Regions from separate parts of the Homo sapiens genome. Here region 1 is linked to region 2. Evidence: chromatin loops called from intact Hi-C (ENCODE). Cell type or tissue: PC-9. All regions are shown on one strand. Links, peaks and the distances in the headings refer to the core of each region. The heading gives the core; the rest is flanking DNA.

Region 1 (9,271 bases), core at 588-8,587, 53 kb before region 2:
CAAGTCAGCTTTAGCATGCTACTACTTGGGGCCTGGCCAGAGACCAGATATTAAGACATCATTCATTCATTCAATAAGTATTTAAGGAGTGCCTGCTGTGTGCCAGTTATTATTCCCTGATACAGGAATCCAGAAGTAACCAAAGTAATTAAAGTACTTGCTAAGGTGGATTTCATATTCCAATGGAGGAGATAACCCATAAAGAAATAAATAATAGATCAGTTCATTACATGTGATAATTAAAAGGTAAAACCAGGTAAAGAGCTGCAGAGTGACAGATGATCTGTTTTAGAATGGGTAATCAGGGCCTCTTTTAGGGGGTCACTTATTGAGTCCTGAAGGGTGTGAAACCTGTAAATATCTGGAATGAGCACAGGCAGAGGAAACAGCAAGAGCAAAGGCCCTAAGAAGGGACTGTCCCTGGTGTGTTCATTAAGGGGACCCATGTGGCTGAAGTGGAGTGAGGGAGGGGGTAGTGTCGGAAGAGGAGGTGGGAGAGCAATCAGAGAGGGGCAGACCATTGCAAAGTGTGGATTTTATTGTGATGGGAAATCACTGGAGGGTTCCAGCAGAGGCATAGTCTCATTTACTTTTCTTTTCTTTTTTTTTTTTTTGAGATAGAGTTTTGCTCTTTTGCCTAGGCTGGAGTGATGTGGCCTGATCCTCACTGTAACCTCTGCCCCCCAGGTTCAAGCAATTCTCCTGCCTCAGCCTCCCAAGTAGCTGGGATTGTAGACACTCGCCACCATGCCTGGCTAATTTTTTTTTTTTTTTTGTATTTTTAGTAGGGATGGGGTATCGCCATGTTGGCCAGGTTGGCCTCAAACTCCTGACCTCAGGTGATCCACCCACCTCGGCCTCTCAAAGTGCTAGGATTACAGGCGTGAGCTACCACGTCCGGCCTCATTTACTTTTCAAAGAGATCATTCTGGTAGCTGGGGAGGAGCTGCAAATTGACAGTTTTCTGAGGTGGAAGCACAGAGGTTAGTTAGGAGGCAACTGCAGTTGTTCAGGCTGGAGAAGATGCAGTGGTGGTGGCAGTGGAGGTGGTGCAAAATAGATGGATTCTGGGCAGCTTCTGATGCTTGATGTGGGGTTTAAGGGTCAGACAGAAGTCAAGAATGCTCTAGGATTTTTTATTTTGTGCAATCAGGGGAACATTGGTCCATTTCCTGAGATGGGGGAGCAGCCATTGTGGGAAAGAAACAAAAGGTCAGTTTGGAACATGTTAAGTTTGAGATGCCTATGAAAAGCCTGAGCTGGTGACATAATCTGGGAGTCACCATTGTGGATAAACTTAAAGTCATGGGAGTGGAGGAGGTAACCAGGGAGTGAAGAGAAAGGCCTAAGGACTGAGTCCTAGAAACCTCAACATTTAGAGATTGGGAAGAGGAGAAGTTTCTCCACTGAGAAGGAGTGGTCAGCGAGGTTGGAAGCAGTATGAAAGAAGTGCTCAAAAATAAAAAGCAGTGTATCAGTCACACCAAATGTTGCTGAGAGGTGCAGGAAGGTGAGGCCTTGGCTCTGGCAGCATCAAGGCCCTTAATGACCTTGACAAGCAGGGTTCTCAAGGAGAAGTAAGGATGAAAGCCATCTTCAGTGGATGGCAGCAAGAACGCGGGGAGGGAAAGTGGAGTCAGGGAGTATAAACGTGGAGTGCTTTAATTAGGGGAAATACCAGAGTAGTTTGGTAACTGGAAGCCAACATGGGTCAACAGAGGAAGAAAAGGAGAGATCAGTGATGCTAGAAAAAAAAATCTTGTCTCTCTGCCCCCAGAGACCCACCTGCAAAATTCCACTTCTTGCAGAATCCTGTGACCCATGCATGCCATTTTATGCAAACAGATGATTGGGAGGACCTGGGAGTCACTAATGCAGCAGACACAATCAAACTTCAAATCCTAATTTCGGTTCGGCTGGCACCCTTGCCACATTCCCACGGCTAAGACGGTGATGAAGATCGTTGTTCATCACTGTATCTTAAGCGTGTCTGGCTGAGAAGAGGCCCCAATGGCACGCGGTGAGCGGGTGTTGAAGGAATACCTGTCTCTGTTACCTTAGTAATGAGAGTGAGAGACCGTGGTGCCAGAACACATGGGGTTTAAGGCTTGTAATGGGGTGAATCCTAACAGAAGGCATCTGGTGCTCTCTGACATCTCTCTGCAGGAGTTTTCCGGGTGGGGATGGGGGATGGTGGAGAGGAAAGCCTTGTCCAGGGTATTCTCTTGGACAGATCACAGCCCTGGACTAGCTGGCCCTTGGGGCTTTCTGAAGCAGCAGAGGGATCTGGTTGGGATAGGGAAGTCCTGCTCACTCTGTCCTGTGGGGAAGCCACCAGCCTCTGCCTTTGGAACCCCTTCATGAGAAACCTTTGGGCTCATCCTGGGTCAGGTTGAAGGGGAAGGAAGGTGGTTACTTTCAACCCTGAATTCTGCAGCAGGTGCGTCCTCATCAATCCCTGCACTACATAAGATTTTGAGGAGTGGCCTTCAGCAGGATTAACTGAACATCATCCACATCAGATTGAGTCAGAGCCACGTCCTGCATGTGTGTGCACGCACGTTCAGAGCATCTTAGTAACTGCCTTCGGATAGGGACTGATGAAACATTTAGGTAGTGAGTGACTGGATAATATTTTGTGATATTCATTCATATTTCTGCCCCCACCCATCCTTTCCCTGGATTCAATCAGGTAGCAGGCTTCGTGCCTCCCTCCTTCAAGTGAGGTGTTGCGGAGGGAGGGAAGCAGGAGAAACTTGCAATTTTCCTGGCTTTTGTTTTCTAAAAGCTAGAGACCAGAAAGAGGATAGAGGTAGGTGGGAGCTTGGAGGAGCAGGAGGATGAGAGGTGCTTCCTTCCAGGTACAAAGGAGGATTGTCCAGGCTGGGGGTGCACAGAACAAGGTTGGTTGGCTGCATGACTCAAATCCTGGCTCTGCCACCTAGAAACCATGTTATCTTGGACTAATTACCTTGACTTTTCTAAGCCTAAAAATGAGACAGTAATAATGTCTACCTCATTGATGTGTTGTTCTAACATTGTGGTTTTAGTCCCAGTGTTCTGGGTTGTTGATATTAAGTTTTGGAGGTCCCCGAGACACAAAGTTGCCTACCTAAATTGGATGGGAAAAAAGTCAAACAAGAAAGCACATCTCTTCCTGGCTTTATGCCCTCTGACTCCTTTGCAAGTCAAGACCAGAAGATACCAGACCTCAAATATTTCCCATCATTTCATTAGCTCTGTCAAGACAGAATGGACTTTTCTAGGGCACCTGTTAGGTGTCCAGTCATTTATTATTGTTACTTTCATCACCATTATGGGGATTGGCTGGGCTCAGCTAGTTGATTCTCACTTAGGAGTTATTTACATGTCTGACAGTTGAGGCTGACTGTTGGCCGGGACCTTAGCCGGTAGGAACATCTCCATGTGGCTTGAACTTTCTCATAGAATGATGGATGGGTTCCAAGGGTGAGCATTCCGAGAAAGAAAGACAGGTGGAAACAGAATCACCTTATGTAACTTTGGAAGTCCCACAGGTCACTTCTGCTGCATTACATGCAAGGCATGGGTGATTAGGCTTCACCTCTTAATGACAGGAGTGCCAAAGAATCTGCAGAAATATTTTAAAACCACCAGACCTTTCTAAGTATGCATCACTGGGGATTACAGGCGTGAGTCACCGTGCCCAGCCCCAAATTAGCACTTTTAAAAAAGTGACATCTAGGCTGGGTGCGGTAGCTCACGTCTGTAATCCCAGCACTTTGGGAGGCCGAGGCGGGCGGATCACAAGGTCAGGAGATCGAGACCATCCTGGCTAACGTGGTGAAACCCCATCTCTACTAAAAAATAGAAAAAATAAGCTGGGCGTGGTGGTGGGTGCCTGTAGTCCCAGCTATTCGGGAGGCTGAGGCAGGAGAATGGTGTGAACCTGGAAGGCGGAGCCTGCAGTGAGCCGAGATCGCGTCACTGCACTCCAGGCTGGGTGACAGAGTGAGATTCCATCTTAAAACAAGCAAACAAACAAAAAGTGACATCTAATAATACAAAATGGGAACTATTAGAGTACATTTTGTAAATATGGGTAACCTTCATGAAACTTTTGTTTCTTACGTGTCTATCCATCAGAGGTTTTCAATTGGGGGCTATTTTACCCCCCGGGAGGCATTTGGCTGGAGACAATTTTGATTGTCACAGCTGATGGTGGGAGATGCTGCTAGCATCTAGTAGGTAGAGGTCAGGGATGCTGCTAGACATTCAACAATTTGCAAAAAGTGCCCACCCCTGCCCAACAAGTAATTCTCCAAATCAAAATTTCAATAGTGCCGGGATTCAGAAATCTTGATCTATGTCTGTATCTATATCTGCATATCTGTATTTCTCTATGTATACTGGGTGGTAATGTAAAATGTATTTCATCCTGTGGGTTGCAGTTGGAAAGTTTGAGAGCCCCTGGCCTAGAAGTCTCTTCATGAGTCCAGCTCCTGGACCTTGTTTTGCCCCCAACATTTGCTCATTAGCCCCAGTTAGTATCTGCCCTTGCTCAGATGATTTGGATTTATGATTTGTTTTCTTCTGGTTTTTTTTATTGTGAGGTCTCCCAAAATAGTACTTATCTCAGGAGAGTTGAAGCATCTCATAATCTACCCTCGAGAGAGAGTCCTCTAATACCTCTTACCCCTGGTTCAGAGAGGTTTGCGCTTTCCTGATGGCTAATTCTAAGTCTCCATTTTCCCCGTTTCCTCACACTAGATAATGCTAATCACTAATACTGTTGGCTATTAGTTGAGCATTTCCTATATGCCCAGTACTTCTCAATTCCATGCATTGGCTCATTTATTTCTCATAGCAACTTTGTGAAGAAGATTCTATTATTCTGCCAGTCTTACCAATCAGGAAACGGAGGCTGAGAGAGGTTAAATCACCTGTCTGGGACCACATAGCTGGCAAGTAGCAGAACCAGGATTTCAGTGCAGTTCTTTCTGACCTCAAGCCCAAGTCCTAATGACCAGGCTGTACTACTACTCATCTGAGCTATGTTTTGGGCATCATAATCTGGGGTTGGAACACATCTGTCACATAGAAAGATCTAGTAAGAGAAAACATTTCTCATTTGGGGCCAGGCAGTGTGGAGTCTTGTTCGGGCTCTCCCTCACACTAGCTATGTGACCTAAGAAAGAAATCTTTTAGAGTGTCATTTTCCTCCTCTTTCGGGTGGAGATTATTGTACCTGTTCAGCCTGTCACATGAAAACCGTAATGGGGCAACTCTATGGACATGGAAACTCTTGGGTCAGTTCTGTGACCACCGATCCAGCCACCTTTCACAGATCTCACCTTGAAACTCCCTGCTTGAATCCTCATTTCTGGCCAGTTGTCAGGGCCCCCTAACCACCCTCCTAGCCTGGAGTCCCTCCTTCCACCTTTCTCTTTTGCTGCCCAGTGGACCCCATGAAACACGACTTTCCCTCTTCTATGGCAAATCTTAGGCTCTCCACACACGATGGTCCGCTTACATTGGTGGGGCTCCTTCTGCTGCCTTGATCTGCCTCTGGCTTCCTTTCCCAGCCCCATCTTCTCCTCTTCCTCATCATGCTTTGTCTCCTCTGCTCTCCTTCTTGCCCTCTCTACTTGGCCACATGTTTTTTTTTTCTTTTGACGGAGTCTTGCTCTGTTGCCCAGGCTGGAGTACAGTGGCACGATCTTGGCTCACTGCAACTTTCTTCTCCCAGGTTCAAGTGACTCTCCTGCCTCAGCCTCCAGAGTAGCTGAGTTTACAGGCAGGTGCCACCACGCCTAGCTGATTTTTGTATTTTTAGTAGAGATGGGGTTTCACCATGTTGGCCAGTCTGGTCTCGAACTCCTGACCTCCGGTGATCCGCCCTCCACGGCCTCCAAAGTGTTGGGATTACAGGTGTGAGCCACCATGCCCAGCCAGCCACATCTTTTAGACCCATCTCAGATGCCACTTCCTCCATGAAGTCTTTCTGATTCTGTGCAAATGGACATGAACCCTTGGATTCCCAAAGCCCTTTATTGGTATGCCTACAATGGTGCTTAATAACTTCCATCTACTGAACAAGTACCATGTGCCAGGTACTGTACTAAACATGCTACATCCCAAGTGTAACTGATCTTCATGACAACCTTTTAAGATAGGTATTATTCTCATTTTCCAGAATAAGAAAACTGACCCTCTCAGAGGATAGGAGACATGCCCAAGAAGACACAACTAATAAATGGGAAAATCAGGATTGTCACCCAGTTCTAGCTGATTCTATGGTTCTAATACTTAACTCGTGTGTTACACAAACGTCTTTCTACCTTGTATGTAAGGTTTTTCTAAATTAATTTTTTTTTGTAGAGATAGGGTCTTACTGTGTTGCCCAGGCTGGTCTCAAAGTACTGGCCTCAAGCAATCCTCTTGCCTCGGCCTCCCAAAGTGCTGAGATTACAGTTGTGAGCCACTACGTCTGGCCATTTTGAATGACTGTACAAGCTCCCCTTTCAGAATGAAATTTTCATGAGAGCAAAGACAGGGTTTGCTCAAGTCCTTGGCTCCAAGCTTTGTGTAGGTGTTTAAGAATAGCTTGTAGAATGAATGAATGAAAAAACAAATGAGTGCATGAAGTACTGTACGGGTGTCCGTGCTTGATTGGGTTTCAGGTGCTGTTTGGTGAGGACATAGCATGCTTCTGACAGTAGTGGCTGACACAATATTTGAGAGCATTCACTAGGTTTTAGCGTTTTCCTCTGCTCCCAAGCAGTTTTGTAAATCTCTTGTGAAGATGCTGTTTCTCTGAATAAGGCCATGAGCAAGGGCCAAAGCTGTTTGTCTTACTAATCCCAATGAAGTTGTCTCCAAAGATAGCTTATCTGAGGACTGTGCAACGAGGAGGGGAGAACAAAAGCTGGAGTGACAGATCCACAGAGCTTAGCTATTGTCTCTGGCTTAGTACAGATAATAGACAGAGCCCTAGAGAGGGCCAGGGACTTAGGGGCTGAGCCAGAATCAGACGGCAGGCCTTCAGACTCCATCCCCACTTAGGAGCACAAGGGAGAGCACTAACTATGGAAACACCAGGGTTGCCAGGCAATGAGTCCCAGATGACATTCATCAGATGCCACTTCTTACAGGAAGCCCTCCCTGACCAGAACTGCTCCATCAATTTAGAGGTAGGACCCCCTGCCATGTGCTTCCCATAGCACTCTATTCTGCTATTATAGCATTTTCACAGTCATGGCAGGGTAGTACACATTTATTCACTCAAGAATATTTAGTGAACACCTGCAATGTGTCAGGTACTACATGAAGTGCTGAGAATACACAACAGTGAGCAAAACAGACAAATATCCCCACTCTCATGGAATATACATTTCTAGTGTGTGTGTGGGGAAACAGACAATACACATATAAATAAATTTAAAAAATATATGTCAGGTGGTGATAAGTACTATGGAGAAAAATTAAGTGGGAAAGGGCAATAGGGAGTGCTGGACAGTGTTGGCAGTAGGGAAGTCACTTTTAACCTGGACAGTCAGAGAAATCGGATGATCACCGAGAAGGTGACATTTGAGCAAAGAGGAGAAGGAGGTGATGGAGGAAGCCACATGGAAAGAAGGGGCTCTAGGCAGAGGGGACAACAAGTGCAAAGTCCCTGAGCTGGGAGTTGTGAGGCTCCCCCTGCTCCTATCATTTGAAGAGTAGCAAACTGGGATGGTAGGAAAGAAGATCAGAGAGGGAATAAGGGCAGGTCATACCTGTGTGCCCCCTCCTCACCCCAACACCCACACTTCAGTGAATTAGCTTGGACACTTAACCTCTGACTCCAGCCAAGTCGGCTGGAAGTCAGCCACTCATTGCCCAAGGGAATGGCTGTCAACGGGAAGCTAAAGAAAAAAGTGTCAAATTCTTGGCTCTTAACTTTCAAAAGGCAGGTCCAGGTATATGCTGGGAAAACCGTGGAAGGATGCTAATTCTTCCAAATCCAACCAATCTTGGGGGGCAACCTCCTTGCAAGAGCCTGGAGCACTTCACCATCACCCCCATCCCTCCAATGGGAGATGGAGCCTGACACTGGGGTCTCACCAAGTGAGGACTCCAGTGGGCCACCCTCTACCTTTGATGTACTTGAAGGGATTGCTTGCTGACCTGCTGCCTCTCACCCAGGCTGAGTTCCCTGAGCCTGGGTCTTGGTCTCCTTCCGTGTTGTGTTCACATGTCTAACACGGGGCAAGATTCATCACTCTTGTATGTTCTCTCTGGCTTCTTCTATATATTGAGGAAGCCATATTTGTTGAAAAGTTTATAACCTGGGTTCCATGTGTCCTTTGGGAGATTTAGCGGGGTGGGAATAATAGGTGAAGTCTGAGCTTGCTATGTTCATTTTTCTTTAGCTTTTATTACATTCTTAAAGGAACTGCTGATTCAGGAAAAGTTGAGAACTGCTGGAATGGAGGATATACAAGGTCCCCCATAGTTAATAAAAATAGTGTCTACTCTGTGCCAAGCTCTTTCATATTTTGTCTCATTTATTATTCATCCCAACCTTGTGAAGTAGGTGCTAACTGCATCCCCAATTTACAGACAAAGTGGTTGGCCTCAAGAGGGTAAGTGCTTGACTTGGGTAGGAGAGCTGGGCCTTGAATCCAGGTGCATGCTCAGGGCCACTGTCCTGGTCCCCTCCTCCATCTCTTCTGACACAGGATGTGCTAATCCTAACACATGTATGCTTCCCTTACCCATTTTGGTTTTGTCACCTGGAATGTTCCATAACTTTTATTAAATGTTTAAATGTTATTTTTAGTTTGGACTGATGACCTTTTTAAGTAACGCGTCTTCATGCTGTAGGACAATTTTTTTTTTTTTTTTTGAGACAGTGAGATAACTCGTTCTGGGAGTTATCTTGGCTCACTGCAATCTCTGATTCCCAGGTTCAGGCGATTACCTGCCTTAGCCTCCCGAGTAGCTGGGATTACAGGTGCATGCCACCACGCCTGGCTAATTTTCATATATTTAGTAGAGACAGGGTTTCACATGTAGGCCAGGCTGTTCTCCAACTGCTGGCCTCAAATGATCCACCCACCTCAAATGATCCACCCAGCCTCCCGAAGTGCTGGGATTACAGGTGTGAGCCACCGCACCCAGCCAACAAAATTCTTTTACTCCGTGATAAATTTATGTCTTTCTTCTTCACGGTGGACCCTAAGTCCTAAAACCTGGAATCTGACCAAAAAAACCTGAATTGTTTTGTCTCTATAACCAGATTTTCCAA
Region 2 (9,271 bases), core at 694-8,693:
CCTACAATGTCTTTCCATGGAGATCTATCTGAAAAAAAGAAATGCTATGGAGCTACTAAGAATGAAGCTACTCTATTTGGAAATGGAATTTCCACTGAAATTGAAAGACCTTCAAGATACATTGTCCAGTGAAAAAAGCAAAATGAGGAATAGTGTTTAAGTTATTTCCATTAAAAATATCATATAAATATATTTATATATGCATAGAACATATCTGGAAGGATATATAAGAAACTGTTAATAGTGGTTGCCTCCATGGAGGGGAATTGGATGACTGGGGCCAAGGAAGTGAGAGAGACAGACTTTTCACTCCACATTTGTACCTTGTAAAGTGATACCTTGTGTGTGTCTTATCTATTGGTGTAAATGGCTTGTTTACATAACTGGATTGGTTAAGTATATTACGATACCTTCTATTATGGAATTCAGTGCAGCATTAAAAAGATGGGAAAGGCTGAGCGGGGTGGCTCATGCTTGTAATCCCAGCACTTTGGGAGGCTGAGGCAGGATGATCGCTTGAAGCCAGAAGTTTGAGACCAGCCTGGGCAACATGAGGAGACCCCATCTCGACAGAAAAATTTACAAATTAGCTGGGTGTGGTGGTGCACACCTGTGGTCCCTGCTACTTGGGAGGATGAAGTAAGGGGAGGATCGCTTGGGTCCAAGAGTTCAAGACTGCAGTGAGCTATGATTGTGCCACTGCACTCCAGCCTGGGTGACAGAGTGATACTCCGTCTTTAAAAACAAAAAAGAAAAGAAAAAAAGGAAAAACAAAAAAATGAAAAGACTCAGTTTCATCGATATGATAAGAAGTCAGTCAGGATGACTTGCTGATCAGTGAAAAAAGCACTGGGTGATCCAACTTGTGTTAATACACGCAACAACACACACAGAAAATTCTGCAAAGTTGCATAGGCAAATACTAAAACATGGTTATATCGATGGTGCTATGGTCTGAATGTTTGTGTCTCCCAAAATTAATATGTTGAAACTTAATCCCCAGTGCAGTGTTGTTGGTAAGTGGGTCATGTGAAAGGCAAGTAGGTCACCAGGGCAGAACTTTGATAAATGGGATCAGTGTACTTATAAAAGAGGCATTCGAGAGCCTGTTTGCCCCTTCTGCCATGTGAGGACACATAGAAGTCACCATCTATGGGCAGGTCCTCACCAGACACTGAATGTTCTTGCTCCTTGATCTTGGACTTCCGAGCCTCCAGAACTGTGAGCAATAAATTCTGTCATTTATTATAAATTACCTAGTCTAAGGTATTTGGTTACAGCAGCCTGAATGGACTGAGGCAGGTGATATGATTATGGATGATTTTTCCTTTCTTTTTTATATTTTGCTGTTACGTATAAATTACCTTTTGCTACCAAGAAAGAGAAAATTCTTCTCATTTTGAAACGAATAAAAAATCAACAACTTGACAGCATGATTTTGAACTGGGGGAATGAGCAGGGCTGTAACCAGCAGAGGAAAGGGCTGAAGTCATTTCTTCATTTTTTTTTTTTTTTTGAGATAGGGTCTTACTCTGTTGCCCAGGCTTGAGTGCAGTAGTGTGGTTATGGCTCATTGTACCCTTGACCTCCTGGGCTCAAGGGATCCTCCCCACTCAGCCTCCCTAGTAGCTGGGACTACAGGCCTGTGCTACCACATGAGGCTAATTTTTATTTTTTATTTGTAGAGATGGGGGGTCTCCCTATGTTGCCCAGATTGGTCTCGAACTCCTGGGCTCAAGTGATCCTCCTGCTTCAGCCTCTCAAATTGCTGGGATTACAGGCATGAGTCACTGCTCCCAGCATGGGCCAAAGCAATTTCTAAGTGTTCCGGGGCTGGTAATCACAGAGCGGGAGATATATTAAATATATATAATATATATATTATTAAATATATATAATAAATATTATAAAATATATATATTATATATATGTTAAATTAGATTGAAAATGACTAAGAACAACAATCTTCTTTTTTGGCCATTGATAGTTTTTCTTCCAAAATTATAAAAATGTTTAATAGTCCCCACCATAATTCTACTGAAACCCAATTTGTATTCTATCACATTTTCTTAATTTGATGTTCTTAATCACAAATAGAGTATTTGCTTATTGCACCATGTGAAATAATACAGAGGTTATAAAAAAGCTAATAATCTACTCCTCCTCACTCCATCGTATCCCTTGAGGTAACTAAACTAATAAATAGCTTTTAAAAGTTGGGTTAGACATTACTCTATAACTTGCTTTTTTACTTAGATATTATGAGCAATCCTCCTAACAGATTAGTAGATGTATATCTAACCTATTTTTTTTGTTTGTTTGTTTGTTTTTGAGATGGAGCCTCACCCTGTCACCCAGGCTGGAGTGCAGTGGTGTGATCTCAGCTCACTGCAACCTCCGCCTCCTGCGTACAAGCGATTCTCTGGCTAATTTTTATATTTTTAGTAGAGAAGGGGTTTTGCCATGTTGGAAGTCTTGTCTTGAACTCCTGACCTCAGGTGATCCACCTGCCTCAGCCTCCCAAAGTGTTGGGATTACAGGCATGAGCCACCGCGCCCGGCCTAACCTATTTGTTTTAACACCACTTTACATTTTACTGTAGTTTAAATTTCTTATTACGCATAATCAGGTTAAACCTAAAATACCAAATCTTCCTTGCCCCAGCAACTACATTTTTAGGAATTTATCCTGAATATGTGGGCACAGACATATATACAAGAGTATTCATCCAACATTGTTTGTAGTAAAAGACCAAAAATAACCTAAATGTCAATCAACTGGGAAATTGGTAAGTAAAATAGGACACTTTGTAAAATGGATTATTATGCAGCCATGAAAACCAGCAGTAACTCTATGCATTCTGACACAGAACTATGTCTAAGATATGCTATGCTGTTGAGTGAAAAATGAAACTTTCACTGAAGTGTTTCTAAAATGACACCACGAATCAAAATAAACAGAGTGAAAACACACACATTCTGCATGCAAAAACACTCAAACATACATATACGCATGTGGATATGTATGCTTACAAATAAATAGACTATTTTGGAAAGCATACACAATCTGGTAACAATGTTTACTTCAGGAGAAAAAATACTGAGAGTGTTGGGTGTGAATGTGGGGTAGGTAACAGCAGAATAATTTTTTCATTTTTTTTTTCTGATTCAAATAAGAATCTATGCATCATTAAAAAATAAACTAGTTGATTTTTAAAAATTGCTACAAGTAATCATGCAAAATAGTTACAAGGCGTGATGGCACGGTCCAAGTTCCCTGTGGTCCTAAGTCTAAAAACAGGCATTCTTTACAAAACATTGTAAAGAAAAAAAGTATAGAAAATCTCATATCCTGAAGTACATCTTTGTAATGTCCCGAGGCAGGGTTTTTATTCTGGAGTTAGAGGGTCCATAAACTTGGGTGAGAAAAAAAACCCTCTTTTTAAAAAAAAAAAAAATACAAAAACCAAAAAAAACCCAAACTAAACTTTGGCTGAAAGTTTGCATTTCCTTTGATAGGAAAGTGGGCAAGCAGCCACACTAGAGTCAGCAGGATTTGTCACCAATAGAAATCAGATCTGTGATATAACATTACATTTGTTGCAGATATCTTGAAATATTTCCACTTGTCAGTACTTCAAAATTATAGTAGTTATTTATTTGACTTGCTGCTAGATCTTGTTTATTTAATATGTTAAAGGACTTTTTTTACTCTATAATAAATTTGTTTTTTCAACATTATAACTGTATTTCAATATAATTGGTTTTCTTTGAAATCCTGTGTCTTTTATTTGATGTGTTGACTGTGAGAAGGGGCTTCATCAGATTGCCAAAGGGGTCCGCGAAACAATGGAGCCAAGGAACCTTGGTGTTAAGGTAAATGCTAAAGGGCTGGGGACAAGGAATCACAAATGGGCGCTGTGGGGAGTGTCCCTAGAAGCTGGGAGAAGGGACCCTACTGCTTCCTCTTGATGCCGGGGGCTGATTAATGGCCTGAATATATGAATCGGAGATGCAATTTTTTGTTGCTGTTCCAGTTGGTGGATCCTCCTCCTCCCCAACCAGCTGCCTCCCTGGATCTCCGCCCGGCCCAGTGCTGGTGGTGTGAGCCCTGGGGCTGACGCCTGCGAATGACAGTGAGCCCGGCTTGCCCTTGGTCCCATTTTAACCTCCTTTTGGGGCACGGCCAGGGTGCTAAGCTCAGCCTCTAAGCAATGCACATTAGCCTGGCAGGAAACTCTGTCTTGAAGAATTTCAAAAAATTCTTGTGCAAAACCAAGCCCCAAATTCATCCCAACAGGAGAGAGAAAGCTTAGCGGGGAGCAAGACACTGTAGGCAGACACACTTGGAAAAAGTTAAATGGGGCTCTAGGAGGAATGGGCCACTTACATGTGCTAGAACATTCTGTTTCTGAACACTTTAAACTGAACTGCTCGTTGGTGCAACTTTTATAGCACAATTCCTGTGCTCGCACCAGAGAGGGGCACTTGAGTGTTCAAAGGGTGGTCAGATGAGCTGCGGGTGAGTGTGGCCAGGAGTGTGCTGTCAATAGAGTCGTAAGAGCAGAGCCTGCCAATGTGGACAGATTCTACTGTATCCTGAGCTGACTCATGGTGCTGTCATGCCAGGAGGGGTGATGATGGGTGGGGTGAAGATGGCCCTCCCCCTGCACTGATTCCAGCCTTACAAGTCCTTAAAACACAGCTCACTTTCCTTTTCCTCCCCCAAATCTTATTTCAGCCCACTCTTCTTTCTGTCTCCTCTGCATTCTGAAGACACCCATCATTCAGATGGCACCTTTTAGCTTGTGCTGAAATTGATCCATTCCTTCATTTAATCATTTATTCCCTAAGTATTTAGGGCTGGCCAGCCATAGATTCAAATCTTAGCTCAGCCACTCACTCATGTCATCGCGGCAAGTAAAATAAATGAACACTTTATTTAAAAATTTCAAGCCCACATTTGCAAAACTCCTGCTTCCCACGAAATACACACATAGTAAGTCACATTTTTCCTTTTTAAACGGATGATGGCTTTGCTCTCTCATCATGAATCTTTCCCTGGACTGTTGAGGCTGTTAGTGCCAGTTTCTCTTTCCTCCCCATCTGAGGCTCTGGTGTGAAACTGGTGTACTATTGGACGTCTGCACTATAAACACCCTTATTCCAGGTTTTAAAACAGGGAGACATTTTTATTGTTCAAATTGAGACACTTTTGAAAATAAGAAAGGGTTATTATAATAAGTATAATTATGCTTTGATAATAGGCATAAAAGGAGACCATCTCAGTGAAATGGGACATATGGTCACCCTATTAGAAAACAGTGATATATTACCCAACAGAAAGACCCAGTGTGTCTTCAGAGCATTCGCAAAGCTGGGGCACCTGTATTTTTGGTGAAATAATCTGATATTAAAGAAATCAAAGTTACCTCCATGGAAAGAATCAGAATATTGTTGGCCTTCCTTACATTTTTTTTAGGGTTCTATGCATACGTGTGTGTGTGTGTGTGTGTGTGTGTGTGTGTGCATGTTTTAATTTATAATTTTATTATTCCCTTTTCAATACCTTAGGCCTTTAGAGGTCTCTATCTGGCTCTGCTATAAAGTCACTGGAATAGTTTCCTCTTTTCCTGCTTCTGCAGGGATCAACTCTGACCATATCCCTCTCAGAGGTGAGAGGCAGGTGACCATGGCTAGAGGGTGAGGGAATGTAAGGGCCAATTGGCAATGGGACAATCTCCCCCAGAGGCAGGTGGAACGGCAGCCTTTTGATAAAGAATGAAGAGGCCATCCATTTTCAAGATCCTACCTTGTGTCCACACGGGTCTTGACCTAGCCAATCTCGCTTCACCGGCTTCATGACCAGGCCCAGATTGGCATTTTGGTTTTAGAATACCAGTCTATGACAGTCTCTTTTTAATGAACTTGTGGTAGTTTTGAGGAAGGAGACAAGCCACTTAACCCCCCTGAGCCCATTTCCTTATTTGTTTACTTATTAATTTAATTTAATTTAATATTTTTGAGACAGAGTTTTGCTCTGTCTGCCAGGCTGAAGTGCAGTGGTGCAATCTTGGCTCACTGTAACCTCCACCTCCCAGGTTCAAGTGATTCTCCTCCCTCAGCCTCCCAAGTAGCTGGGATTACAGGTGCCCGCTACCACGCCCGGCTAATTTTTGTGTTTTTAGTAGTGACAGGGTTTCACCATGTTGGCCAGCCTGGTCTCGAACTCCCGACCTCAAGTGATCCGCCCGCCTCGGCCTCCCAAAGTGCTGGGATTACAGGTTTGAGCCACCATGGCTGGCCCCATTTCCTTATTTATAAAATGGGCAGAGCATGAATACCTATCTGGTGGGCCGTGGGAGGTTCAAATACTAGAAGAAGTCTGGTACACGCTGTATGAATCCTATTGGTCATTGCTATTTTTATTGAGTTTACTATGTACACATCCCTGGGCACGAAGGACAAGAAGACAATTTGAACTTGGACCCTGCAAAGGTTTGCAGCCTGGCAGTGCTGCAAAAGTTGTGCACATCCATATTTATCCCCAGAGAGAAACATGACAAGCACCATAAACCAGGGATAAAGGGAGTGATTACTGATGGGGAAAAGGGTGGGATCCAGGAAGACTTCGCGAGAAAGGTGTCAGCAGAACCGCATGTTTACAGACGAGCAGGAACTGGATATTCAGAGGGTATGAGAAACACACTGGTGGGAGAGGGAACAAATGCACAAAAAAAAGAAAATGCAAAGTGTATTTGGGAAGTGGCAAATAATTTTACTTCAATTGAGTGCACTCTTAATTCTTCTGCTAGGCTCTGTACTACTCATTCATTCATTCATTCAGCTTGTGTGAGCACCCATGTTCGGCAGAGAGTTGGTCACTGCTTAGACGTCCACAGTAGGTAGAGGAGAAAGAGCAGTCACGAGGTTGCTGGAGAGAGCCCTGAGGAGAGTAGCCTTAGGGCTTCCCTCTTCATGGGACCCTACACGACCTGAGCAGGGGCCCTGCAATGCCCCCACCATGGCCACACAAAGTTTTCAGAAGTAAGGTTTATTAATGCAATTGGTTATTCCCCTTATTTAAATATTATTCCTATTTCTCCGTATGCAGGTGGTAATACAGGGGCCATGGACGTTTTTGGGAACCAGCTAAGAGTTGAGTTAAGACAGATTTTGTGTGGGTTCTGTTGAATATACGTATGTGGTTTACAGTCTTTTCTTTCTGTATAGCTAGGTCACCACTAGCCACAGTAACTCCAAAGTGAAAAAACGGCTTCTAGAAATACTCTCTCGCCCACGATGCCAACTCACCTGATCTTGTGGCATCAAGAGGCAGGACCAGAGGCAGATTCATGATGGAAGAGTGTCCCCATGGTGCTGGCACCACACGTAGGTGGGTGGGTGGTGGTGAATCCGGGTCTGAAATGTATGCAGCCAGAAACTAAACTGTAAAAAAGTCCTCTAAATTTTATGTGTTTCTCCAAATTTGATAAAAATCTGAAAACCGTATGTGACATTACCAATAATAAGTTGTGAAGCTGAAAAAAGTCTTCTAAAGCATCAATAATACAAGAGAAATTTTGACTTATCTTCCTAGAGGAACGACCCAATTATTTTTATCTTCTTTATGGTCTCACCAGGATATGGTGCCTCTTGGTTGCTGAATGACGGGCAGCCACATGCTTTTTCTTTCCTCCTTCTAGAATAAACTCTGGCTTCCCCAGTTTCCTTCCTGCACTTTCTTAAATCTGGCTCAGAGCCCCACCTCTAGGAGAGCTCCAATGATGAACCCATCTGACTGCCTGCATTAGAGTCCATGTTCTGTCATTGATCAGCTGGGTAACCTGAGGCAAATCACTCAATCTCTCTGAGCTTCTGTTTCCTCATCTGTAAAATGAGGACAATACCAGTGCCCACTTCACAATCCTGTGGACAGGTATAAATGAGGGAATACAGAGAAAGAACTCCTAGCCAGCATGGAGAGCACAGTAAGCCTGGCACTCGATGAGACCTAATAAATGGTAGCTATTAGTATTACTATTATCAAATGTGGTTAGGAAGCACAGTGACTGCAGAAACATTCGGCAGATATGGCAGAAAGCAATTTCCAGTGCTGCCCAGCAGACATCAGTTATTTTTACTAGCCACACACACACTCAGGTAAAGGCATTTCCTGCATAACATATCTTAATAGATGCATCCGTGATGGCACTGCAGCTACACACGCACCTGCTGGCATTTCTGTGAGCCGTTTTGCTCCAGCAGGGGTGGGTGCCACCACGACTGGCCCCGTCATCCTGTCAGACCTGACAGGCATAGCTCTTCACACATCATTCTTCCCCTCCCTGCCCCTCTGCCCCAGATCTCCGAATCTCACATCAAAGCTGAGGCTAACTCATTCACCCAGCCCTCCTTCCTTCTTTCTTGCCGTCACTTCTTTCCTTCCTCCCTCCCGTTTTCCTCACAAATATTTGTTGTGTCTAGCCGCCATGGTGTCTTCTGTGATTCCAAGACTTTAGGAGACTCAGTAAAGTTTGAAAAAAATTTCTGAAAGGGATTGACATAGGGTACTAACTTTTAATTTTGCCAAGTAGGATATCAACACACACATACACACGCACAGAGACATTCACACACTATTGCCACTAATTACCATCGTTCCATCAAAGAAGTGCTATTTCAGTGTCCCCAAATAGAAAAGACAGTCTTTAGAAGAAAAAGAATCATTTACATGAAATACATTTAGTTTTTAAAAGAACACAGCATTTTCCTAACTTTCTGATTCGTCATAAGCCAGTAAAATCTCTGGGTGCCAGATCTCAGACAAATGTTGGAGAAGAAGTGTACTAACAATAGGAATAATATAATGAATGTTTATTGAGTGCCAAATGTGGTGTTTGATAGACTCTACCATTTACTAACTGTGTGATCTTGGGCAAGGTACTGAACCTCTCTGAACTCTAGTTCCCTCACTGTAAAGACAGGGATGACGATGCTTGCTCTGCAAAGCTTTCCAGGGGTTTCTAGGCATGGGGAGGACTTGTGTGGTGCTGGCTGCATAAGAGTCGCCTGGGAAACTTGTTAAAATTAAGATTCTTGGCACTACAAGGAGAGAATCTGATGCAAGAGGTCTACAATGGGGTCCAAGGATCTATTCTTTTAAAAACAGCCCCCTCCTCCAGATGTTTCTGATGAGCAGCTAGATTTGCTGTTGCTCACAGCCCCTGGCTTTTGGGTTGGACATTCTGTCTACTTGACTTATGAGAGTG

What was found. Peaks named below come from ENCODE experiments on the same cell type or tissue, not always from the same donor. Only the 100,000 strongest peaks of a DNase experiment are listed, where the experiment ranks them.
Region 1: it touches region 2 in a loop (5-fold over the local background); 13 of 110 quality-filtered maps call a loop at or near these places.

What each region holds. Positions count from the first base shown.
Region 1 is chr5:159,976,248-159,985,518 of GRCh38, reverse strand. It overlaps a transcript of ADRA1B not described here. Among named protein-coding and RNA genes, the nearest start is that of TTC1, 28 kb to the left of the region's middle. In PC-9, for the core only: no CTCF peak of the experiment used is centred there; a DNase peak (open chromatin) is centred at 3,588; H3K27ac peaks cover 1,574 bases.
Region 2 is chr5:159,923,639-159,932,909 of GRCh38, reverse strand. The region is part of intron 1 of ADRA1B (adrenoceptor alpha 1B); the gene reads right to left. Among named protein-coding and RNA genes, the nearest start is that of ADRA1B, 12 kb to the right of the region's middle. RefSeq lists an enhancer at 3,609-4,108. In PC-9, for the core only: no CTCF peak of the experiment used is centred there; a DNase peak (open chromatin) is centred at 4,629; H3K27ac peaks cover 634 bases.